2 separate regions of the Homo sapiens genome follow, and region 2 is linked to region 1. Evidence: chromatin loops called from intact Hi-C (ENCODE). Cell type or tissue: dorsolateral prefrontal cortex. All regions are shown on one strand.

Region 1 (8,000 bases):
TGCTGGGATTACAGGCATGAGCCACTGCGCCCGGCCAGTCTGGCACCATTCTTAATATCACAGCTTTGGTTGGGTGTGGTGGCTCATGTCTGTGATCCCAGTACTCTGGGAGGCCGAGGTAGGAGGATCACTTGAACCCAGATGTTTGAAACCAGTGTGAACAACATAGTGAGACCTCATCTCTATTTTATAGAATAAAATTTTAAAAATTAAAAAAAAATCAGCTTTGGTCTGATATTACAGTTTTTCCTTCTTCCTGTTTTCCTTTTCCCTATTAGAGGAAACAGGATGGAGGAGGGCAGCAGAGGGCAGCCCCCAGCTCTGGGAGGGGAATAATTTTAGAAGAGAATCCTCTGGCAGAGGTAAGCAGAAGGGAGCAGAGCTGTGAAATTCAACCTCATACCCTTATTCAAGGGCAAGGGGGTTGGGGGGCGGGGAGGACATGGAATCCAGTTCAGAGATACTGCTCTGTAATTCTCAAACATATCACACCACTGAAAATGCTTCCTATCCTGAAAATGGGTATTTATCTTACTTCCACTATTTCCATAATTTCTTCGCCTGTCCTAGATTTTGTATCCTTCCCTTGAGGCTATCCCATGGTTGTTTTTCTTGCAGTACAACCAACCAGTTTCAGTCCATTTTTCATGCCCTTTTGTCTCCAGTGTTCTGTACCAAATTCTGCTCTATCTGCCGAGGTGCTTCAGCTCACCTCAATCCCCTTCTGCTCTTCCTAGACTGCCATACCCTTCTCTGTATGACTCAACAATATTTCCAGCTCCCACAGCTGTTTCCTACCAAACAAAAAAGTTTTGTTTCTGGTTTGTTATAGGTGGCTCATACCTATAATCCTAGCACTTTGGGAGGCCGAAGCGGGCTGATCACTTGAGGCCAGGAGTTAGAGACCAGCCTGGCCAACATGGTGAAATCCCGTATTTAAAAAAAAAAGTTTTGTTTCCTACCAAAACTTCTGTACAAAGTTCCTACAGAACATTCCATCTCTTGCCAAATTCCATGGCCCATCTGCACCTGCACTTACCTCTCAGGCATATCCTTTAGATACAATGCACCCCCAAAATATCCCAACTTACACAAATTCATTGCTTTGATCTCTTCTATGCTGCACTAGAATTCTCTTACAATCTATGCCCACTCTAGAAGACCTTAAATGCAACCAGGTAAGAAATGGAATTTTACTATCTTCACTCTCCCATCCTTCTATTCCAGCCCAATCTGTTATGGCAGCCTACATCTCATAGTCTAAATAATCAAGAACCAGCACTGTTTGCTAATAACTTCCATTTCATCTGTGAGAAATCCCAGGACTACGCAAACTGAGATGGGCCCACACCTGCATATATTTACAGGATCACAGCAGCAAAATAAGAAGGGTTTTCAGGTCTGGGTATGCCTTGTGAGGTGGTAAGGAATGCTGCAGTGTAAGGGGCTAAGGAAACGAAATCTGTGGGCTTCAGAGGACTGAGTATCTACAGAAACAGATATTGAGCACACATCAGTAATAAATATGAGCATTTATTTGGCACCCGATGGCAATACAAAATCCTGGCAGTGGGAGTGGAAAGGTTCTCTCTCTCAAATACTTCCATACTATGTCGACCCAAAGGCAGGACTTGGCAGCAAGGCTCACAAACCACCCAAACAAATATTTATTGAGCACCTTGACTACTACAGGCCTAGCATTTTGCTAGGGACCATGGGAGATGTGAAGGAAGTTATCTCACACATGATATGTCTTCAAGGAGCTAAAAATGCCAGTGGATAAAAGCAAAACACATGGAAAAACAAAGTACAAATAATAATCCGTGTATATTGTCAAAAGGAACATTTTATCAAAAGGTAGGATTGTAGCTAAGGTTGGCTTGCCTTCTTCCCTCTTTTATTCAACAAACATTTAATGAAGGCCCACTATGTGCCAAGCACTTGGTACATGATGGTGAATAAAACAAACAAGGTTTCTGCCCTCATTTACAGCCTGGTAGGGGAGACAGAAATGAACAAGTAAAAGTAGCATATATATAAACTGCAATAAATGCAATGAGGGGAAAAGACAAGATGTGGTGACAGACACAGAAGTAGACTGCTCAGGGACTGAAGGGCCCGGGAATTGTCAAGACTTGAGGAAGAAGGACACCACCTGAGTCAAGAGTGGTGGGGGTGGAGAGCTGAGAAGGCCCAGGAAAAGGGCAGGAAAGAGCACAAAATTAGAAGCTGAGAGGAGACCACTCGGGCTGGAGCTTAGCAAGAAATCACCATTTAATGAGGTTCAAGGGGAAGGCAAGAACCAGTTCTCATAAACCAAGGTGAAGAGTTTACATTTTAAATGAGGGGTAATAGAAAGCAGAAGGGTTCTAAGCAGGGGGGTGATCAGATTTATATTTAAACAACCAAATCCTGGCCAGGTGTGGTGGCTCATGCCTGTAAGCCCAGCTATTTGAGAGGCTGAGGCGGGAAGATGGCTTGAGGCCAGGAGTTCGAGACCAGTCTGAGAAACATAGTGAGAACTCACCTTAAAAAACAAAAAACAGCAAACAACCAAAAAAAATTAAAAACCAAAACTACTCTGTTATGTGAGAACAGACTGGAGGAAGAAAGAATGGAAGTTTTTTTTTTTTTTTTTTTAAAAAAAGGTCTTGCCCGGGCGCAGTGGCTCACGCCTGTAATCCCAACACTTTGGGAGGCTGAGGTGGGTGGATCATGAGGTCAGGAGATCAAGACCATCCCGGCTAACATGGTGAAACCCTGTCTCTACTAAAAATACAAAAAAATTAGCCGGGCACGGTGGCGGGCACCTGTAGTCCCAGCTACTTGGAAGGCTGAGGCAGGAGAATGGCGTGAACCCGGGAGTTGGAGCTTGCAGTGAGCTGAGATCGTGCCACTGCCCTCCAGCCTGGGCGACAGAGCGAGACTCTGTCTCAAAAAAAAAAAAAAAAAAAAAAAAAGTCTTAAAGAACAGGGAAGTTGGGAAGTTTCAGATAAGCAGGGATAAAGGTTTCTAGGTTGAAAACAATAACATGTATGGCACTGAAATAAAAGCCACATAATATCAAAGGAGAGTTTAATACTGAAAGAGAAAGCAGGAACAAAGAACTACATTACATCTTTGAGCATTTACATGATCCTGTAAAGCAGGATTCTAGACAGATTTGGTGGCAGCAGCCAACAGGATGAAATGAAGGTAAAGAAGGGAGAGATATGAAGCAGGGAGATAAGCTAGGAAGCTTTTCTAGAAATCTAGATATGAAGTGCAGGTTGATTGAATGAAAGTGGGAATAGTAAGGGAGAGAGATGGACGTTTCTCAGGAAGGAAAAAGACAGAGAGGTGGTTACAGAGTCTAGGGAAACACACCATTCTTCCTGGCCTTCTCTGATGCTCCCCACGAGGCTCATTTCAGTAACAAAGCTCAGAGAAACAACCAACGAAAGATCTTTGAGACTTCCATGGGCAAAGATCAATAAGGTACAAATGCAAGGCAATGTTGGCTGACAGGCTGCGGTGCCTTGAGCCCAAACGAGCCAAGAGTGTCCTTCCACTGGGTGGCGCTGCAGTACTGAAGGGAACGCACAGGCCGCTTCTGGACACTGCAGCAAGGTGCGTCTCTAGTCATGTTTGCTTCTTCAGAGCCAAAAGATAATGTCTACATTAAATTTGGACACCTTCCAAACTCTCACTCTAGGACAAAAAGGGCGGAGGATATGAATGAAATAAAAGATAGGAGATGGTCTCTCAGACATCTTAACTAATGTAATAAAAGCAATCACTAAAGTGCCATCTACAAAAGCTGGAACTGAACACAAATATGGGGAATTTATATGCCCTCTCCCCATAACCACACTGTGTTTACAACTTCACTTGTCAGGCTCTTCAACTGCAGCTGAAACATTCCTGGCAATAGGTCCAACCAAGGCTGGCTCTACAGGCAAAGGGCTTCACAGAAAAGGAGCTGGCCTGGAGTCCCACACTCAAAGGCAGAGATGATGGGCACAGGAAACAAGTCTGGGAGATTCCCACATCCCTGAGGGGGCAGAACAGAAACCGTGCATCCTGAAGATCAAAGGCTCTATCACACCTCCTGTGGTCCAGTGGCTTCCACTTGGCGTGGATGATGGGGAGGTGACATCATGTGGGAGGGTGTCCTGGGAACAGGTAGAGGTGGCGGCACAGAGTGCTGCAGTATTCAGACATCTCCTTGCACCGGTGGAATTCTGTGCCAGGAGCATAACCTTCCCGATCCTTGATAAGTGCGTTCACCTGGAGGGGCAGAACCAATAGGCCCAAGTCTGAGAATCTCGGGCTTCAGGAGAGCAGCAAACGGGAAGGGGAGACGGACTATGAAAGAGCATTCAAGAGAGGAGGAAAGTAGAGCACTGTGGAGACACACAGGGGTCACGGAGCCCGCTGGCTCACCTTAACCAGCATGTCGGCCACGTGCATATCACAAGCCCGCTCAGAAAACACTTGAGCAAGAGCCTCGATGTACCAGGAACCTCGTTTGGTGTTCCGCATGGCGGCAGTCCCTGCAACCAAAAGGGCATTAATCACAGTGTGAATGCCATCACACAGCTGCACTTCCCAAACTAGACTCGGCCATGACACCTGCACCCTCCCTAGTCAGAGAACCCAGCATGAAGAATCTAAGTCTAGGAGGGTACTCTTTTGGATTATTGGCATACTTTGGAGATACCGTAGGTCTGTTTCCAGACCAGCTTAAGAAAGTGAATATGGCAATAAAGCAAGTCATACAAATTTTCAGGTCTCCCAGTGTATACGGAAGTTATGGTTACTATCCTACAGTCTATTAAGTGTGCAACAACATTATGTCTAAAACATGCATATGCTGTAATTAAAACATACTTTATTGCTGAAAAATGCTAACAGAGGCATGCCAATAGAAAAATGGTGCTGACAGATGCTCAAAGGATTGCCACAAACCTTCAATTTGTAAAAAGCAGCTGAGCATCCCAAATCCAAAAAATCTGAAATGCTTCAAAATCTGAAACTTTCCAAGTGCCAATATGATGCTCAAAGAAGGTGCTCATGGGAGTGTTTTAAATTTAGAATATTTGGATACGGGATACTCAACTAGTAAGTATAACGCAAATATTCCAAAATCCAAAAAAACAAAAAAATCCAAAATCTGAAACACTTCTGGTTCCAACACTTCAGATAAGGGATACTCAACCTGTACCTGCAAAGCACAATAAAGCAAAGTGCAACAAAATGAGGTATGACTCAACTCTTTTGGAACTCAAAGTACCTTTGAGGCAGGCATAGCCGCATATCATGTCTGAGCGCGTGGGCAGTCTCATCTTCGGCAACTTTTCTTTACCGGCATCACTCTCCTCGCACCCAGGGGATCCTGCGTGGTTCTTTCCATCTTGTTGGTCAACCCCACGATCAGTCTCATCTGTAACAAAGGCAGACAGAATGGACAATGATGTTACTTCTTCCTATCTCTCTTGGGCCTGTCACAGGCAAGCCCACGTTCCCTACAACCTTGAAGGGGAAGAGCCATTTCCAGCTGTTGCCTCCAACCTATGGCTGATAAACTAAAAAAAAAAAAAAAAAATTATTACTCTCTCAGCATGCATCTGTTACTCAGGGGATGCCTCATACACACCGGGCACCACGCTCAAGCACATGCACATCTATGCGGTTGGAGCAGTTCCCATTCTGTGTAAGACAGGGAAAATGCCAAATCAAATACTCCTTGTAAATGGAACTGAAAATCATCTAAGTCCACAACTCACTTGTTCAATTAACAATATGCCTGGGAGTCACAGTGCTTTTTATTGCAATACATAATAAAATATTGATATATTTAATTACATAAACAAGAAAAAACAAGGTAATAAATAACAAATACGGTTACCATATGTATGCTATATAAAAATCACAACCTCGAACTATGTATCAAAAAATAATAAAACTAAGTATGATCAGTTGTTTCCAAGGTGGTTTTGATATCTTCGAAGCACTATGTTTATTAATTTCATAAGATAAATTATAGCAAGCATCCAAGATTTAAGAAAAAAAATTTTTAATTTATTTTTTAAAATAACTTTTTAAATCTTTTTTTTTCTTTTTTTAATAGAGATGGGGTCTTGCTACGTTGACCAGGCTTGTCTTGAACTCCTGGCTTCAAGTGATCCTTCTGCCTCGGCCTCCCAAAGTGTTGGGATTATAGGCATGAGTCACTGCACCTGGCCTTATGAAAATTTTAAGAGGAAAAACTTAAAGTGGGGAGAACTTGACTGTTTTCTCCCAGAAAATTTAAAAAGATCATCCTTATTCAATTTTAGCAGTAATTTCTCAACATACCCTGAGCAGATCCTTGCTCTTGATACAAGCCTTATGTATCCCAAGACAGACTCTTATTTTTGATGATGTTGTTTTATTTTGGGTGTGGGCAGGGGTGCTGTCAGTAGGCAAGACAGATGGGGAGGACTCTCAGGTCAACACATCAAAAGTAAGAGTATGCTCTTTTACAGTACTTCCTGATCCATGCAATGTCGAGGGAGCCTAGGAAAGAAGGGAAGCTTCAAGAATTGGGGGAAAAGGACCAAAGCACAGGTTTAATAAAAATGTGTCAAGCAACTGCCATGTGTTGGGCACTGTCTTACTTTAAGGCCTAGGGATAGAGTGAAGAGAAAATTCCTGCCGTCATGGAGCTTACACTCCAGTTTAGAAGCTGACTGGGGCAGGGGGGTGGAGCTTTTTCTAGACATTAATTATATTAACCAAATACAGCAGGAAGACAGGTGAACTCAAATTTTCAATGGAACAATTGGCTACTGGTCATTCCTTGAAGGATTTAATTTCAGAAAAGTTAGAGAGACAGAGCAAAAGATCCAGATTACTCCAGAAAAGAGCAATTACTCCTTATCCAGATCCAATAGTGTATTAAATCCCTGGATATAGGATGAGAAAATCACAATTTAACGTCGTTTTGTTAGTAAAGACGCCTAAAGGAAACAGGCCAAGCTAAAGAGAAAGGAGAATTCCTCTCTCACCTTTATATCACAGATCCATCAATCAATAAATGTCACTGGTTCTTTTGTCACAATATCCTCATATTTGTTTTTTACATAATACCTACAGTTTTTCAGGCAGATTAATTTTCATCCATTCATTGAACATTTATAAGTGCTACCATGCATCAGGCAGTGCCCTGGGCCTGGGGATAGAGCAGGGAATGAAAAGTAAAGTTGCTGACCCATAACCTCTTTCCTTAGTGCAGCCCCCTCCATGGCAACCTTGCTGGAAAAACAATTCATCACATTATTTCTTACTTAAGCTCCCAACTGTTCCTTACTTTTACCTGCTGATGTCCAAAACCTCAGTTATGACTAAAGGTTTGTAAGGAGGTGAACCCACTTCATTGTGACCAGCCACATCTCACATACTCACACAGATGCTATTTTAAAATCAGATCCGAGCATCTGTTTGGGAGGAGGGGAGACACAACATGCCCTCTGCCTCTCAGTGTACTTATCATATTGTATTGTTTCTTTCCTACGACAGACTCTAGATACTACTCTATAACTATGTAAATCAAATTACTCCAGGTACAAATTAAGCCTTATCTTATCTAAAAAATCTCTTTAAACTACCCTCACTTAAAATGATCTACTCTTACTGCATACTCCTTCCTAAGTACAGTTTGTACCTTGCTAATTTCACCTTTGCTTACATGAGGCCTGTGAACTAGTCTTAAGCTACTTCATGTATATTTACTTTATTTTCCTGAGTAACTGGTCTGCTCCTTAGAGAGGCCACATTTCCTTCTGCTTTTGCGGTAGTAACTGCCGTAGTCTGAGTCATGTTGCAGGGCCTCAGCAGACTATATTCTGCGGTAATACTAGATCAGGATGACAATAATATTAGCTATTTACATTTGGCCACATGAGAGATTAAAAAAGTAATTATTTGAATGTTTGGACAAAGTGACCTTTAAAGCAAACTATAAGCCCTTTACGGC
Region 2 (8,000 bases), 51 kb before region 1:
TAACCTTCTGGCCCCCTCAGGGAATGAGGTGATTGCAGTGGATTGGAAGGGCCTGAAGGATGTCGATCAAATCAACATGGACAGCACCAGCTCACTGCACGGGAGCAGCCTCCATCGGCCATCGACTGAGGTGAGACCTCACTCAGCCACCCCAAGTCTCTGGCTGCCTGCACTTCCTCAATTCCAAGGCAACAACCCAAACACTCCTTCAGACTGACACTTCTACAGAACATTTCTCACAACACATGCCAAGCAGTCCACATGGAGAACCCAGTTAGCGGCATCAACCTCAGGAAAGCCCTCCCCACATCCCGCACTCCTGGAAGGCCCTCTGAGGAAGGGGGCTTCCTTGCATTCCTGCGAGTGACTGGGATGCCCATTCCCTTTCCTCTCTCCTCACAGCAAACTCGAACTGATTTCTCCTGGGACGGCATCAACGTGAGTGCAGCTGCCCCCAGACCTCCCCATCCTCCCGAACTCCTCCTCCTCATCTTCTCCCTTGCACCTTCCAACCAGCACGGTATTCCCTGGCTCCAATAGGCACTGTGAGCACTCACGTTCTCAACCTGTGCCCCAGTTTTCCAGAGCACTGGGGATATATCCCTCCTTGGGACTCTTGGGTATAGTAGCTTTTCTTATCATCTGCCCTAGCTCGAATGCTTTTTCCTGGAAACCATGAACCTCCTCCATGTATAAAGCACGCCCGTACCTTCTTATTCCTCTGCCCTTCCTCCCACATTCCCATCCCAGCTCTCCATGGAGGACACCACTTCCATTCTTCCGAAGCTTAAGCGAAACTCTAACGCCTATGGCATTGGGGCCCTGGCCAAGTCATCATTCTCAGGTGAGACTCCTGATGTAAGAATGCCTTCAGACAAAATAATGCTGACAGACTCCTTGGCTCAGTCTCCCTGCTCCTTCGAGGTTGATGAAGACCCTCATCCCCACCCCCTGACCTATTCACCCTTCTGTCAAGCCTCCCATCCTCCAGGCCATTCCCTCCACTACCCCATCTATGGAGTCCTTAGGGGAGCCTGGCCCAGTGGGATGGAGCCTCATGGGGCTGGGGTGGGAGGAACTGGGAGGGTCTGGTTATGGGTATTGTGTGATATTCTGGAGGATGTGGGAAATGTCTGGCCCCATAGGGATCTCACGGAGCATGAAGGACCATGTGACAAAGCCCACAGCCATGGGGCAAGGCCGGGTGGCCCACATGATTGAGTGGCAGGGCTGGGGGAAGACACCAGCTGTTCAGCCACAACACAGCCATGAGTCCGTGCGCAGGGATACGGATGCCTACTCCGACCTCAGCGATGGCGAGAAGGAGGCACGTTTTCTAGCAGGTACAGGTACCCTAAAGCCTCAAGAGACACATTTGCAGGATGGCCAGGGACCGACCCTCCAACCTGATCCCCTGTGGCAGGATTAGCTCCATCCATACTTTGACCGTAGATTCACATTTCCCAAACAGCTCTAAGTATTTTGATGTGGTAATTCAAATAAGTGCCCTCAAACATATTTTTATAATCATCTCAGAAAATGCGTGTAATTAGATGGGATTTGTGGGTCCACCCATCCCAGATGCCTTCTCTCCTCATCACGGGACTATCCAAACCTGAACTCCCTCAAGTGCAGGGAAAAAAATGGGGAGACCTTGGTCTTTGAAAGAAAGAAAGGCCTTGGGGATCTCTTTTAGCCTTTGCCCTTTAGCATTTCGAGTCATGAATTTGCCTACTAGACTCATTACTTGTGACAACCACTAGAAGATTAAGGGAACTGTGTGAGAGACGGGAGGCCTACAGAAGAGGTTTAGTTCCAGGAAAGTAGTGTAGGTCTGATAACAGGCATGCAGTGTGCCTACAAGAGTGGCCAAGCTGTAGTGCAGGTCTAAATAAGATGCCTAGAAAGGGATAGGTCTGGAAGAGAAAGGAAGTATTGAGTTGGTGGTATGGGTGGGAGGAGAAATATCAGTGAACAGGGTGACAAACATGTAGGGTGGGGGGCAGGAGCAGTACCAGCTTCAACACGCTCATGGATTTGACTAGAATAGGGATCCCCAGGTCTACCCATCCCCTTTTCCTTCCAATCCCTTGAATTTCAGTTTTATATTATGGTGGACCCACAAGCCCACGATGCTCTCTTGGGGGTTCTCTGTTGATCTTGAAATCTACTCTCTAGACTGCAATTCCTAAAAACCTCCAAAGATAAATATCTGGAAATCTCGAATTTGAATCTCTTAGGATATCTCATCAGAAGACCCCTAACTCTTTCCCCTAGGAATCCTAAATCTGATTTTTTAGGAAGTCCCCTACAATTCTCCCTTCTCTGGGGACATACACAAAGGCTGTGCTGTCCAATACATTAGCCACTGGCCTCATGTGGTTATTGAGAACTTGAAATGTGGCTCTTCTGAATGGAGATGTGCTTATAAGTATAAAATACCAGCTGGATCTCAAAGGCTTCATATAAATAAAAGAATGTAAAATATCTCATTAATAACTTTTATTTTGATTATATGTTGAGATGAAAATCTTTTTATATATCGAATTAAATAAGATCTATTATTTCAATTGATTTAACCTGTTTCTTTTTAATTTTAAATGTGGCTACTGGAAAATTTAAAATGATATAAGTGGCTTGCATTATATTTCTACTGAACAGTGCTGCACTAAGATGTTTTCCTACCCCACGCACATGTCTAAGGATTCCCTGAGGTATTTTGTGGTTGTTGCATTTCTTCCCCCAGGCGTCATGGAGCAGTTTGCTATCTCTGAGGCCACACTCATGGCCTGGTCTTCCATGGATGGTGAGGACATGAGTGTGAACTCCACCCAGGAGCCATTGGGCTGCAACTACAGTGACAACTACCAGGAACTGATGGACAGTCAGGGTGAGAGATGTTCCAGAATCCAAACTCTGGAGCCTATGAGGCCTCCCCAACTATCTCAGCTGCCTCCACTCAGCTCCGTTCTTTTAAGACTTCCTTGTCCATCTCAGCTTTCCCATTGTCCTCCCTACTCACTGTGCACTCTGTGTCTTACTGCCAGTTCTCTGTGCTGTCTCTTAGCTGTCTCTTGTGCTGTCTGTGCTGTCATTCCTGCCCTTGACATTCTGTGGCCCCACTGACCTCCATGATTCTTTTTCCAGATGCCCTGGCTCAAGCACCCATGGATGGATGGCCTCACTCTTACGTGTCCCAGGGTATGTACTGTCTGGGGTCGTCAGATGCCTGGGAAGCCAGCGATCAGTCCCTCATTGCCTCTCCGGCCACAGGATCCTATCTTGGGCCTGCATTTGATGACTCACAACCCAGCTTGCATGAAATGGGACCTTCCCAACCAGCTTCAGGATACTCTGCTCTGGAGCCTCCACCTTTGCTGGGGGGAGACACTGACTGGGCTCCGGGGGTAGGCGCAGTGGACCTGGCAAGGGGCCCTGCTGAGGAGGAGAAGAGGCCATTGGCACCTGAGGAGGAAGAGGATGCGGGATGCCGGGACCTGGAGTCACTTTCCCCACGAGAAGACCCTGAGATGTCTACCGCTCTCAGCCGGAAGGTGTCTGACGTCACATCCTCAGGTGTGCAGTCCTTTGATGAGGAGGAAGGCGAGGCCAACAACTAGTTTCCTCCCCCAATGCCCTGCCTTCCACTCCCACCTGAGGGCCATGGCTGTGACCCATACCCTCCCTCCCCCCAGCAGTACAGCTGAAACTGGGCAGACAACATTGGGGAACCCAGGAGCTTCCAGTCCTCTCCTGGAAATGGAGGACCAGGATGGGATTTTATCCAGGCTTACACTCTAGAAACCCACAGGCCTGGGAACTGAGACCTGGGCAACTAGATGGCCGTGAGCTTGGTGTGGCTGTGGAGAAGGACCTGGGCTGTGGGCTTCTGGGTCTGTGCCGACAAAGCCTCCAGTGTGTGCACCCTGAGGACGGGGGCAGCGCAGCTGTGCTCAAGACTGGATCTCAGTTCTTCACGCCCCGATTTCGTCTTCCAGGAGCTGTAACTCTGCTGTCTGAATGCCTCCTTTCTCCATTTCACTCTTGCTTTTCCCAACTCTGTTTTCTCTGGCTGTGGCCCCAGCTCATCCCTACTGAGAGAACAGACCTCAGGGGCTGTTGGACATGGCTGGACAGGCGCAGGGGAGGCTGCCTGAAGGGCACGTCCATGGGGAGGGTGGAGAGGCTGCCTCAGCAGGTCATTTGGCTTCTGAGATCAGGAGTCGAGGAGGAGGTGGATGTGGCAGCTGAGATCTACAGGGGGCACGGATGTGGTTCTTTCTATCAAGGCCTGCCCGGAGACAAGAGAGTCACTGAGGAGACTAAGAACAAACACAGCCCCTTGCTCTGGGATCTTTAATATCCCATGGCTAAAAGGAAGATCCTAAGGATCTGGGAAAAGACCCAGCCAGGGCTGGCTGCTCCAGCTCTTGCTTCCCTTTCAGCTTTCTTCCATCCCTGCTCCGGGAGCCTGAGGAGGGTGTGGGGACACCCATCTTGGATACACCAACGCAGGATGCAGGTGTCGCCAACAGCAGGGGGAGCATGAGGGCTGTCTCCCCTTATTCACCCCTGTCCTCTGAAGCTGTTTACACTTTTCTCTTTGCCTTTTCTACATTTTTATAACTTCTTGGGCACTCAGGGTTGAGTGGAGTGGAGGGAGGAGTCCGGTGCTGTCACTCCCTCAGCCAGGCAGGGTTGCAGCTGAGGGCCAGGGTGGGCACTCGGCACTTTCTGCCCCTTCTTCAGCTCCTCCCAGGACTCCCAAACAGCCTCACAGCTGTCCTCCCTGCCTCCCCAGGCCTCCTACCAGAGGAAGAGAGGAAAATCAGCGGATTCTTCCTTCCAGGATGGTGTATGGTGAGGCACAAGCTTGCCCTCCCACACTTGGCATCCATGCTGGTGGGGACTGAGCAGCATATGCGCCCCAGCACTACCGTGAGAGCACAGGCAGAGGATGGGCGGAGCAAAGCAGCGGTGCTGTGGGGTTGGAGAGCACTTGGCCCTGCCACTGCCCAGGTAGCCCCTCCCCAGCCCTTGGCACAGGCAGAGTTCGGGTAGGAGAGAGAGGCCTAAGAGGCTCACTGCCCTATCTCCTTCTTTCCTCACGCCCTTCCAAGGCTCCGGCTCCCAGGCCTGTGTCCTACCCACACTCTGTCAGGAGTCCTACCACTTGCATCCTCTGCTGGAAGGGAGCACTGTTGTCCTCTCCTGGCCCTGGGCACAAACTTTGCCCTCACCCCCAGGCCCCAGAACTTATTATTTTGGAGTGAGAAGGTTGAGAGTTGGGGTGTTTCTGTCCATCTATGGTCCTGTCCCGCCATCAAGTTCATACTCTCTTACTCACACTTCTGGGATGCAAGCAGGGCAGGGGGTTCTGTGTCTTCCATGGAAGGGGGACAATGGTTATCCTGAGGTTGGTTTTTGGAGGAAACATGGGCGTAGGCAAGGTGAACCAAGGCAGGTGCAGTCACCTAACCGAATGCTGCCTGTACAGGGGAAGAGTCCTCTTGTGCTTGCTAACGTGTGCTGACTCCATGTCCCAGGACCTCATTTCCAGGAGCTCTGAGAGGTGGTCTAGCATGCCCGCCCTGGCAGCTATTCCCCACCCGTCTCCTGCTGCAGGCTCTGGGGTTTTGCATGTTCATGTGACCTTCCTTCCATGGGGTCCCTGGTTCCTCACCTTCTCCAATGTGTGCTATTCCCACATCACCTCTTCCTGTCGTCTCATCCTCTCAGTGCCCATATCATACCCCCAGACCACGGTGGACAGCTCACCTAGTGAGTGCGTTCATTCATTACAGTTCGTTTTTGCTCAGGCCCGGGGGAGTTAGGAAAGGTAGACCACAGCAGCTTTCGTTCCTCCTTCCCTTTCCCAAGGAAGCCAAATGGTCCCTGACAAAAGATGACTAAAGATCTGAAGGACTCTAGCAGGGTTCATACATGAACCTGCTTTCCCCAGGGTGCTGGCATATTGCTGCAGATGGAAGTCAGGTGGGGGTCTGTCTTCTGCAAGGAGCTCCTACTCGCTCTGAAGAGGGAGACTGAGGAGCTGGCCTGGGACCATCTTAGGACTCTTCTGGTGCTGGGGGCAGGGTGCATGGGGGTTGCTTATCGTCTATTTCAGGGGGTGGGGAGGGGCATGTGCAGGAAGAGGCTGTTTCGGGGTGGGAAAGGGTTGCTTTTCCTTTGGGGTTAAGGCTGTGCAGCACGTTTTACAGCAGTCCTGGAACAGGGCTGTTTTTATATTCTTGTGAATGAAACTGCTCTTGCTAAATGATTTTCTTTTTTTGGAGGGGGGGTGCACTTTCATTTTCAATTGACTTTATTAAATGAAAATCCAAATCTTCCACTCCTCCCCCTCCATTGTCCCCTCCCCCACCACACACCTTCCTTCTTGTCCTTGTGTTGAAGAGGGTATCTTGGGGAATGAGTTTATTATCTTCTCCACGACCTCACCTATACATCCCACACACCATCCTCCAGGTCTGGGAAATATCCATTTTTCTGGCCAGTCTTAGCATGTTTTCTTAATGTCACATTCCCACGCCAGGCCCAAGAGAGATTCTATGACATATATTATAGAGAGAATTCTATATCAATATATATAAATATTAGAGATTATGTACACAAGGGCATGGGCTCAAATGCCCACTGCCAGTCCCCCACCCAGGCTTCAGCATCTCTCTTGGCCTGGGGAAGTGGGAGGGATGTGATGCTGGAGAAGGCTACAGGCTGTGTTCAATGACACTAAACAGAATGTGGTGGCATCCTCTGACTGTGAGTGTCTTATTTGGGGGATGGAGGAGACTGGGAACAGGGGAGGCAAAGGAGGAGAATGTCGGAGCGGGGGCACAATGGTAGAATTAAGAACGGCATACGGGATGGCAGGCTGGGGAGAAAAACCTTGGGTACGGAGCAAGGGTTTGGGGATGCTCACAGCACCTGGCCTCTCTTTGTAGAGAAAGCACGCTAATGGAGTGCATAGCCAGGCTTCCTGCTGCTGATTTGGGGAGGGTGAAGATGTGACTCTCCCAAGTGCGGGGCAGCACTCAAGAGCCCTGCCATCTTGACGCTCAGCTCCTAACTCTCCACCCCTAGGAGAGGCATCTGAAGAACCAGTCTAAGAGGGGGCTGGTGTCTGAGTGACCCAGTGACCTAGCTGCTCTGAGCCCTGATTCTTGGCAGGAGAGGCCCTGGCTAGAGCAGCTCCAGGGTAGAGCTGACCTTTGGCAGGACAAGTCAATAACAAGAGGGAGGATGTGTTTCCTAGGGAGTAACCTGGACACTGGAGGACAAGGAAGCTGTGCTGTGGAATAGAAAGTTTTCTGCCAGAGGGAGTCGGCGGACACCATGGGGGCGTGATTGTTGAGCAACAGGGCACTTGTGTCTTTTGCACAGAGCCTTTGGCGACCTTTTCTTCCAGGCCGCTGCCCCTGACAGTCTTTTTCTCTGCATCTCACTGCTTGAAGCAGGGGACAACGGAGGGGGAATGTGGGCGGCCTCTCACTGCGCTAGTCACGGCCTGGCCTGGAGACAGGCAGTGGGGTCAGAGGCAGATTGCAGGAGTGCACATGGGCCAGTGCGGGGCTCCAAGAGAAGTGGCTGTGGCTGGCCTCGACACAGGCAGTGGGCTCAGAGGCAGACTGCAGGAGCAGACGTGGGCCAGCGCAGGGCTCCAAGAGAAGCGGCTGTGGCTGGTCTGGAGGCACATTCTGGGGTAGTCAGTGCCCGAGGCCATAGGATGGTCCCATCCCCTCCTCCGACATGGCACTTGCAGGGCCACAGTCATTCTGGGCCTCCCCTCACCCCACCTCTTGTAGACACTGAGGCACAGATAGCACAGTGCTGGGACAAGAGTACTGGGGAATTGTTGGGTGGGGAGGGGGAGGCAGAGAGAGGCAGGGGATTCCCTTCCTGCACACCAGGAACACTCGGGAAGCCCCACGGAATATCAGGGGCCCTTCGCTAGGGTTAGGGCCACCTGCCTGGCTGGGAAT

What was found. Hi-C counts contacts between places; a loop is a spot of excess contacts. Peaks named below come from ENCODE experiments on the same cell type or tissue, not always from the same donor. Only the 100,000 strongest peaks of a DNase experiment are listed, where the experiment ranks them.
Region 2: it touches region 1 in a loop (1.9-fold over the local background); 11 of 110 quality-filtered maps call a loop at or near these places.

What each region holds. Positions count from the first base shown.
Region 1 is chr7:143,301,210-143,309,209 of GRCh38, reverse strand. CASP2 (caspase 2) reads right to left here. Exons shown (of 11, transcript NM_032982.4): 9 at 5,277-5,426; 10 at 4,427-4,536; 11 at 1,514-4,270. The coding sequence ends at 4,139. Among named protein-coding and RNA genes, the nearest start is that of CLCN1, 11 kb to the left of the region's middle. In dorsolateral prefrontal cortex, a CTCF peak has its summit at 3,553 (motif pointing right); a DNase peak (open chromatin) is centred at 3,559.
Region 2 is chr7:143,352,170-143,360,169 of GRCh38, reverse strand. FAM131B (family with sequence similarity 131 member B) reads left to right here. Exons shown (of 7, transcript NM_001031690.3): 2 at 21-130; 3 at 403-438; 4 at 751-844; 5 at 1,146-1,343; 6 at 2,747-2,890; 7 at 3,148-6,770. The coding sequence ends at 3,620. Among named protein-coding and RNA genes, the nearest start is that of FAM131B-AS1, 5.5 kb to the left of the region's middle. In dorsolateral prefrontal cortex, a CTCF peak has its summit at 4,532 (motif pointing right); a DNase peak (open chromatin) is centred at 1,297; H3K27ac peaks cover 4,228 bases.